2 separate regions of the Homo sapiens genome follow, and region 2 is linked to region 1. A link is a contact called in ENCODE Hi-C or POLR2A ChIA-PET data. All regions are on one chromosome and are shown on one strand. Each heading gives the region's core, a stretch centred on a gene start or an enhancer-like site at or near the end of the contact. The rest is flanking DNA. Distances are from core to core; before and after follow the strand shown. Region 1 holds the start of ADORA2B (adenosine A2b receptor). Region 2 holds the start of UBB (ubiquitin B).

Region 1 (3,821 bases), core at 869-3,368:
CTCTCTGGCCTTCTGTGTGGCAGCAGAAGTTTGTGTCAACTGCTGTGGGAACGTGATTGGTGGAGCAGGTGATTCCAGAACTCACGTGACCAGGACACGGAATGTGTGGGCTTGCCAATATTTTGATATATAAATCAACTGTTTTCATTATGGAAGTAACAAAACCTCAAGGGAAATAGAAAAAAAAATTCCCTGTAATCATCCCACCCAGCTAGGAGGTCTACTGTGTGTGTTTTTGACATTTTGCTGTCCTCGTTGGTGCAAGGGCAGATGTGACTGTTTATGCCTGTGGAGGGCAGAGGGGTTTTTCTTCTTCTTGTCTTTTTTTAGAGACAGGGTCTCCCTCTTTTGCCCAGCCTGGATGGAATGCAGTGGCATGATCCCAGCTCACTGCAGCCTCGAACCCCTGGCCTCAAAGGATCCTCCTGCCTCAGCCTCCCAAGTAGCTGGGACTACAGGCACCTGCCACCGTGCCTGGCTGATTTATTTTTTATTTGTTTGTTTAGAGATGGGGTCTCCCTACATTGGCCAGGCTGGTCTTGAACTCCTGGCCTCAAATGTTCCTCCTGTCTTGGCCTCCCAAAGTTTTGGGATTATAGGCGTGAGCCATGTTGTCGTCATTACAGCTACATTGAGATATAATTTATGTGCCACACAATGCATGCCTTTCAAGTGTACAGTTCAGTGGCATTGAGGTATATCCACAGAACCGTACAACCATCACCACATTGAGAAAATTTTTATCACCCTAAAAAATCCTTTACAAAATCCTTTACCCTTTAGCAGTCACCCCATGTTTTGATTTTTGCTTTACATGATTTTACAAGCATCTTTTCCTGTTGCTGGAAAATCTCCTTACCCATCCTCTTTGGTGACTGTCAGCAAAGGCTTTCGGGTGGTGAAATAGCGTGGCCAGGAGTGCTCTAGAACAATGGTGTTGGTGAGGGCTGCAGAAGCTGAGGACCCACAGGCAGAGAGGGAGGGATGGTAGAAGCAGGTGGTGAGGAGGGACTCGGGGCAGGACTTTGGGGGTAAAAGGAAGCAAGTCTCTGGAAGCAGAACCAGCAGCACTGCTGATCATTGGGACGTGGAGAAAGGCGAAGGCTCAGGGTGTCAGCAAACTTCCTAGGGTGGGTGAGGGTTGCCAGGTCAATAACGAACAGGGTCCCAGGAAAAGGCGGCAGCACAGGTTTGGGGAGAATTAGAGATGAGCTTGGTTTTGGTCTTGTTGGATTTGGGGGCACCAGTCTCTCTCCTGGCGAGAGTCGGCAGTGGGGTGTTAGGATCTGGCCCTCAGGAGGCTGTTAGGGCTGAAGCAAGAGATTTGGGAGTTAAGGGTGTGAGGGCCACGTGGGAGGCCTCGGGAGCCTGTGCCGATCCAGGGTGAGTGTGAAGGAAAGAAAAAAGAGGGCCCGGGGAACACTGGTATTTTCGGGCGGTGGACGAGGATGGGACGGCCACGAGCTTGTCTTAAGGTAGAAGGCAGAGCGGGGCCGTAGGGGCAGTGGCGCGGGCGAGGGTGGAGAACAGCGCTGAGCCTCGCTGGGAGGCGGCCGGAGGGGGCTGCAGCCCCCGAGGGCTCCTTGCAGTCCGGCCCCGCAGCCTGGAGACAGCTCCGGTGGTGCTGCGCTGCCCGAGACTGCTGCACGAGCGGGGACTGCGGCCTCGGCTCCCTGCCTGCCCGGCAGCCCCCCATCCAGTCGGCCTGCCCGGGGTGCGCAGGGTTAGCCTGGAGTGAGCTCGCCCCGCCCGGGGTTGCGCGGCCCTGGGGGGTCCTCTCGCGGCGGCTCCTGGGACCTGCTGGCGCCCCGGGCAGAGCCCGGCCCCATCCCAGGAGTCGCCCGGACTGGAAGGCAGTGCGAGCACTGGGACACAGCCTCCGAGCTCGAGCGTGACGGGAAGTTGGGGCAATTTGTTAGTTATCCGCCGCCACCAAGACGCGGCACGGCGCCTGGACCGGAGGGGCCCCGCGCGGGCGCGAACTTTGGGCTCGGGCGAGTGGGTGGTGCTCCGCCCAGCCCGAGACGGGCGGGCGCGCGGGCCAATGGGTGCCGCCTCTTGGCCGCGGGGGGCCCCGACCCGTGGGTCCCGGCCACCAGCGCCCCAGCCCCGAGGCTCAGAAGCGGCAGGCGGAGGCGCGGTCCGGGCGCTATGGCCATGCCCGGCGGGTCTCACGCGGCTGCCCCTCGCCCGGCGCGCCTTCGGTAGGGGGCGCCCGGGGCCCAGCTGGCCCGGCCATGCTGCTGGAGACACAGGACGCGCTGTACGTGGCGCTGGAGCTGGTCATCGCCGCGCTTTCGGTGGCGGGCAACGTGCTGGTGTGCGCCGCGGTGGGCACGGCGAACACTCTGCAGACGCCCACCAACTACTTCCTGGTGTCCCTGGCTGCGGCCGACGTGGCCGTGGGGCTCTTCGCCATCCCCTTTGCCATCACCATCAGCCTGGGCTTCTGCACTGACTTCTACGGCTGCCTCTTCCTCGCCTGCTTCGTGCTGGTGCTCACGCAGAGCTCCATCTTCAGCCTTCTGGCCGTGGCAGTCGACAGATACCTGGCCATCTGTGTCCCGCTCAGGTGAGGCGCTCGGCGTCGCCCGAACTCGGGGCCCCGTCGGAGCTCCGAAATGGGTCGTCTTCTCCAGGCCGGGGTTCCTCCCTCGGGGGCCCCAGACGGGCCAGGCTGGGGGCGCGCGGGGCGCTTGGAGGGCTGGTTCCCAGCCTGGCCACCCCGCAACGCTAGACCAGTGCGCCCGGGCACCCAAGACATCCCAGATGCGCGTCGCTCTAAGGAGATCTGCGTAGGGACAGCTCTAGGGGGTCCGGGGAGTGCGGTCCCCGGCGCCCGGGGAGGCGCCGTGGAAACCCCGGGGAAAGCGTCACCCCCGGGGAAAGCGTCACCCCCGTGGGCGGGTGGAGCCCGGGGCGCGGGAGTTTTGGTGATCACATCTCCACTCCTGCCACGAAGGCCGTTCCTAACACTCGCCCGCAGCGGCGGTGCAGCGGCAGTCCCGTGAGTGCTGCGGCTCCCGGAGGCCCGGGAGGTTCCCACTAAGGGCAAGGCAACTTTGGACGCTGGGCATTCGCACCGTCAGAATGGACACGCATGAGCCAGCTTCAGAACGTGTCTGCTGCGGAGAGGCGGCCCGGCCCATCCCAGGGGAAGGTGTCCGTTAACTTTGGGGAACGCTACGGACTCAGATTATATACTTTTAAAAGGAGTTACAATGCTTCCTCGTGTCTGGCAAACGGCCTTACAGCCTCACTGCCCTTGTGTAACTATTTATCTCCTGCTGCCCTGTTGGGAGCGGGCTGAGAAGTGCAGAAAATGGTGGCGAACTTACTTGTCCACTCTTTCTCCCACACTGAGAAAATCTAGGATTCAGGGGATGGAGTCAGCCAGCGACCAGAGTGGATTCCCAGTTGGAGCTGATGACTTCAACATTGAGAGTTTGTTGAAAGTATTTATTCTCTGTCTTTGGTGCCTGGGCCACTTTGGCATTTCTGAGGAGAGCTTGAGATCTCTTTAAATTTGGAGCTGAGACAGGGAAACTAAATCACAGAGTAGGAAGGAAGGGAAGGAATTCATTTATTGGGTGCCAACTCTGTGCAGACAGTTTATAATAAACGTGTCCCCAGCAGTCCTTGCAGTAGTACCAGAGGACGGGTGCTGTAACCTTCATCTCGTAGAGGAGGGGTGATGGCCCAGGGAGGTTGGAGTCTTGCCCAGGATGGTGTATCAGGGATGGGTGTCAGAGCCGGGGCTTGAACTCACAGCTGGCACCGTGTCCCCACCCATGCCATCAGGCCACTCTGCAAGGCCATGT
Region 2 (3,821 bases), core at 893-3,392, 440 kb after region 1:
TTCCCGTTTTTGAAGTGGGGTTTCGGCTCCCTAATCTGCACTTTTTTTTTTCCTACCAGTTTGGAGAAACAGCTGGGAAGAACTGGATTTGCAGGTATTGCTGGAGCCAGAGCGAAGCCCGGCCACTGTCACCATGGGCTCCAGCCTCGCCTCTCTGGGCCTGGTGGTGAGCGGCTTCAGCAACAGGTTTCCGGTCCCCGCAGAGGGTCCCACTCTGAACTCCCGATTTACAGACTGTTCTCGGGCCGTGATGAGGATTAAGACAATGCAACTAAGAGCACTCTGACTACAGAAGCATGATTTAAAGCTCCACAACCCTGCAATAACCACGAAGAAAAATAAAAAGCGGCTAGTCCGCCAGGCACGGTGGTTCATGCCTGTAATCCTAGCACTTTGGGAGCCCGAGGCAGGCGGATCTCCTGAGCCCAAGAGTTCAGTAACAGCCTGGGTAACATAGCAAGACTCTGATCTAACAACAAAAAAAAATTAGACCAGGAACAGTGGCTCACATCTGTAATCCCAGCACTTTGGGAGGCCGAGGCAGGCAGATCACCTGAGGTCAGGAGTTCGAGACCAGCCTGACCAACGTGGTGAAACCCCATCTGTACTAAAAAATACAAAAATTAGCCAGGCATGGTGACACGCACCTGTAATCCCAGCTACTCAGGAAGCTGAGGCAGGAGAATCGCTTGAACCAGGGAGGTGGAGGTTGCAGTGAGCCACATCACGCCACTGGCCTTCAGCCTGGGTGACAGAGTGAGACTCCGTCTCAAAAAATAAATACAAAATTAAAAAGCCAGGCGTGGTCCACGGTCCCAGCCACTTGGGAGGCTGAGGTGGCAGGATAACTTGAGCCCTGGAGGTCAAGGCTGCAGTGAACGGTGATCACACCACTGCACACCAGCCTGGGGACACAGCCAGACTTTGTCACAAAAAAGCAAAAACAACTGGCCAGTGTATGAGGGGCTCGTGTTTTTTGTTTGTCTGTTTGTTGAGACAGAGTCTCACTCTGTCGCCAGACTGGAATGCAGTGGCACATTCTCGGCCCACTGCAATCTCTGCCTCCTAGGTTCAAGCAATTATCTGCCTCAGCCTCCCAAGTAGCTGGGATTACAGGCGCCCGCCACCACGCCCGGCTAATTTTTTTGTATTTTTAGTAGAGACGGGGTTTCACCACCTTGGCCAGGCTGGTCTTGAACCCCTGACCTCATGATCCACCCGCCTCGGCCTCCCAAAGTGCTGGGATTACAGGCGTGAGCCTCCGCGCCCGGCCAGGGGCGCGCGTTTTTAAAACATGGGAGAGGGAATTGTGCTTCACAATCACCATCAGGTGTCTCGATATCGGGTGCCACGCCGTCCCGCTTCTGAGGCGCGGCGGCCCACTTTGGCAGGCCGAGGCGGGTGGATTACCTGAGGTCAGGAGTTCGAGACCAGCCTGACAAACATGGTGAAACCCCCGTCTCTACTAAAAATACAAAAAATTAGCCGGACGTGGTGGCGCATGCCTGTAATCCCAGCTACTTGGGAGGCTGAGGCAGGAGAATCGCTTGAACCCGGGAGGCGGAGGTTGCGATGAGCCGAGATCGCGCCATTGCACTCCAGCCTGGGAAACAAGAGCGAAACTCCGTCTCAAGAAAAAAAAGGAAAGACCCCCCCTCCTTCTCCCGCCGGAAATACCCTCTTTCAGGACGGCGCGCCTGTGCGGCGCACGCGCGCTCAGTTACTTAGCAACCTCGGCGCTAAGCCACCCCAGGTGGAGCCCAGCAACAACAGAGCCACCGCGTCCCCCACCAATCAGCGCCGACCTCGCCTTCGCAGGCCTAACCAATCAGTGCCGGCGCTGCAAGGAAGTTTCCAGAGCTTTCGAGGAAGGTTTCTTCAACTCAAATTCATCCGCCTGATAATTTTCTTATATTTTCCTAAAGAAGGAAGAGAAGCGCATAGAGGAGAAGGGAAATAATTTTTTAGGAGCCTTTCTTACGGCTATGAGGAATTTGGGGCTCAGTTGAAAAGCCTAAACTGCCTCTCGGGAGGTTGGGCGCGGCGAACTACTTTCAGCGGCGCACGGAGACGGCGTCTACGTGAGGGGTGATAAGTGACGCAACACTCGTTGCATAAATTTGCGCTCCGCCAGCCCGGAGCATTTAGGGGCGGTTGGCTTTGTTGGGTGAGCTTGTTTGTGTCCCTGTGGGTGGACGTGGTTGGTGATTGGCAGGATCCTGGTATCCGCTAACAGGTACTGGCCCGCAGCCGTAACGACCTTGGGGGGGTGTGAGAGGGGGGAATGGGTGAGGTCAAGGTGGAGGCTTCTTGGGGTTGGGTGGGCCGCTGAGGGGAGGGCGTGGGGGAGGGGAGGGCGAGGTGACGCGGCGCTGGGCCTTTCCGGGACAGTGGGCCTTGTTGACCTGAGGGGGGCGAGGGCGGTTGGCGCGCGCGCGCGTTGACGGAAACTAACGGACGCCTAACCGATCGGCGATTCTGTCGAGTTTACTTCGCGGGGAAGGCGGAAAAGAGGTAGTTTGTGTGGTTTCTGGAAGCCTTTACTTTGGAATCCCAGTGTGAGAAAGGTGCCCCTTCTTGTGTTTCAATGGGATTTTTATTTCGCGAGTCTTGTGGGTTTGGTTTTGTTTTCAGTTTGCCTAACACCGTGCTTAGGTTTGAGGCAGATTGGAGTTCGGTCGGGGGAGTTTGAATATCCGGAACAGTTAGTGGGGAAAGCTGTGGACGCTTGGTAAGAGAGCGCTCTGGATTTTCCGCTGTTGACGTTGAAACCTTGAATGACGAATTTCGTATTAAGTGACTTAGCCTTGTAAAATTGAGGGGAGGCTTGCGGAATATTAACGTATTTAAGGCATTTTGAAGGAATAGTTGCTAATTTTGAAGAATATTAGGTGTAAAAGCAAGAAATACAATGATCCTGAGGTGACACGCTTATGTTTTACTTTTAAACTAGGTCAAAATGCAGATCTTCGTGAAAACCCTTACCGGCAAGACCATCACCCTTGAGGTGGAGCCCAGTGACACCATCGAAAATGTGAAGGCCAAGATCCAGGATAAGGAAGGCATTCCCCCCGACCAGCAGAGGCTCATCTTTGCAGGCAAGCAGCTGGAAGATGGCCGTACTCTTTCTGACTACAACATCCAGAAGGAGTCGACCCTGCACCTGGTCCTGCGTCTGAGAGGTGGTATGCAGATCTTCGTGAAGACCCTGACCGGCAAGACCATCACCCTGGAAGTGGAGCCCAGTGACACCATCGAAAATGTGAAGGCCAAGATCCAGGATAAAGAAGGCATCCCTCCCGACCAGCAGAGGCTCATCTTTGCAGGCAAGCAGCTGGAAGATGGCCGCACTCTTTCTGACTACAACATCCAGAAGGAGTCGACCCTGCACCTGGTCCTGCGTCTGAGAGGTGGTATGCAGATCTTCGTGAAGACCCTGACCGGCAAGACCATCACTCTGGAGGTGGAGCCCAGTGACACCATCGAAAATGTGAAGGCCAAGATCCAAGATAAAGAAGGCATCCCCCCCGACCAGCAGAGGCTCATCTTTGCAGGCAAGCAGCTGGAAGATGGCCGCACTCTTTCTGACTACAACATCCAGAAAGAGTCGACCCTGCACCTGGTCCTGCGCCTGAGGGGTGGCTGTTAATTCTTCAGTCATGGCATTCGCAGTGCCCAGTGATGGCATTACTCTGCACTATAGCCATTTGCCCCAACTTAAGTTTAGAAATTACAAGTTTCAGTAATAGCTGAACCTGTTCAAAATGTTAATAAAGGTTTCGTTGCATGGTAGCATACTTGGTGTTTTGTCATGAAATTCT

Evidence for each region. A loop is a pair of places that touch in the nucleus more often than their neighbours do. ChIA-PET counts read pairs that join two places held with the same protein, here RNA polymerase II (POLR2A). Pooled maps may share reads with other maps.
Region 2: a loop to region 1 is called in a pooled map, with 4 times the contacts of the local background. The contact joins the promoter of UBB here to the promoter of ADORA2B in region 1. A Hi-C loop is called at or near these places in 1 of 168 maps with a recorded cell type or tissue (HCT116) and 7 of 50 pooled maps. POLR2A ChIA-PET finds 5 or more read pairs at or near these places in 3 of 52 experiments (GM10248, H1 and Panc1).

Annotation. Positions count from the first base shown.
Region 1 is chr17:15,943,012-15,946,832 of GRCh38, forward strand. ADORA2B (adenosine A2b receptor) reads left to right here and starts at 2,119. Exons shown (of 2, transcript NM_000676.4): 1 at 2,119-2,572. The coding sequence starts at 2,238. RefSeq lists a silencer at 1,675-2,294 and an enhancer at 2,122-2,936.
Region 2 is chr17:16,378,949-16,382,769 of GRCh38, forward strand. UBB (ubiquitin B) reads left to right here and starts at 2,143. Exons shown (of 2, transcript NM_018955.4): 1 at 2,143-2,236; 2 at 2,954-3,792. The coding sequence starts at 2,960. The coding sequence ends at 3,649. LOC124903937 (a long non-coding RNA gene) reads right to left here and starts at 398. Exons shown (of 2, transcript XR_007065643.1): 1 at 1-398. RefSeq lists an enhancer at 1,843-2,122.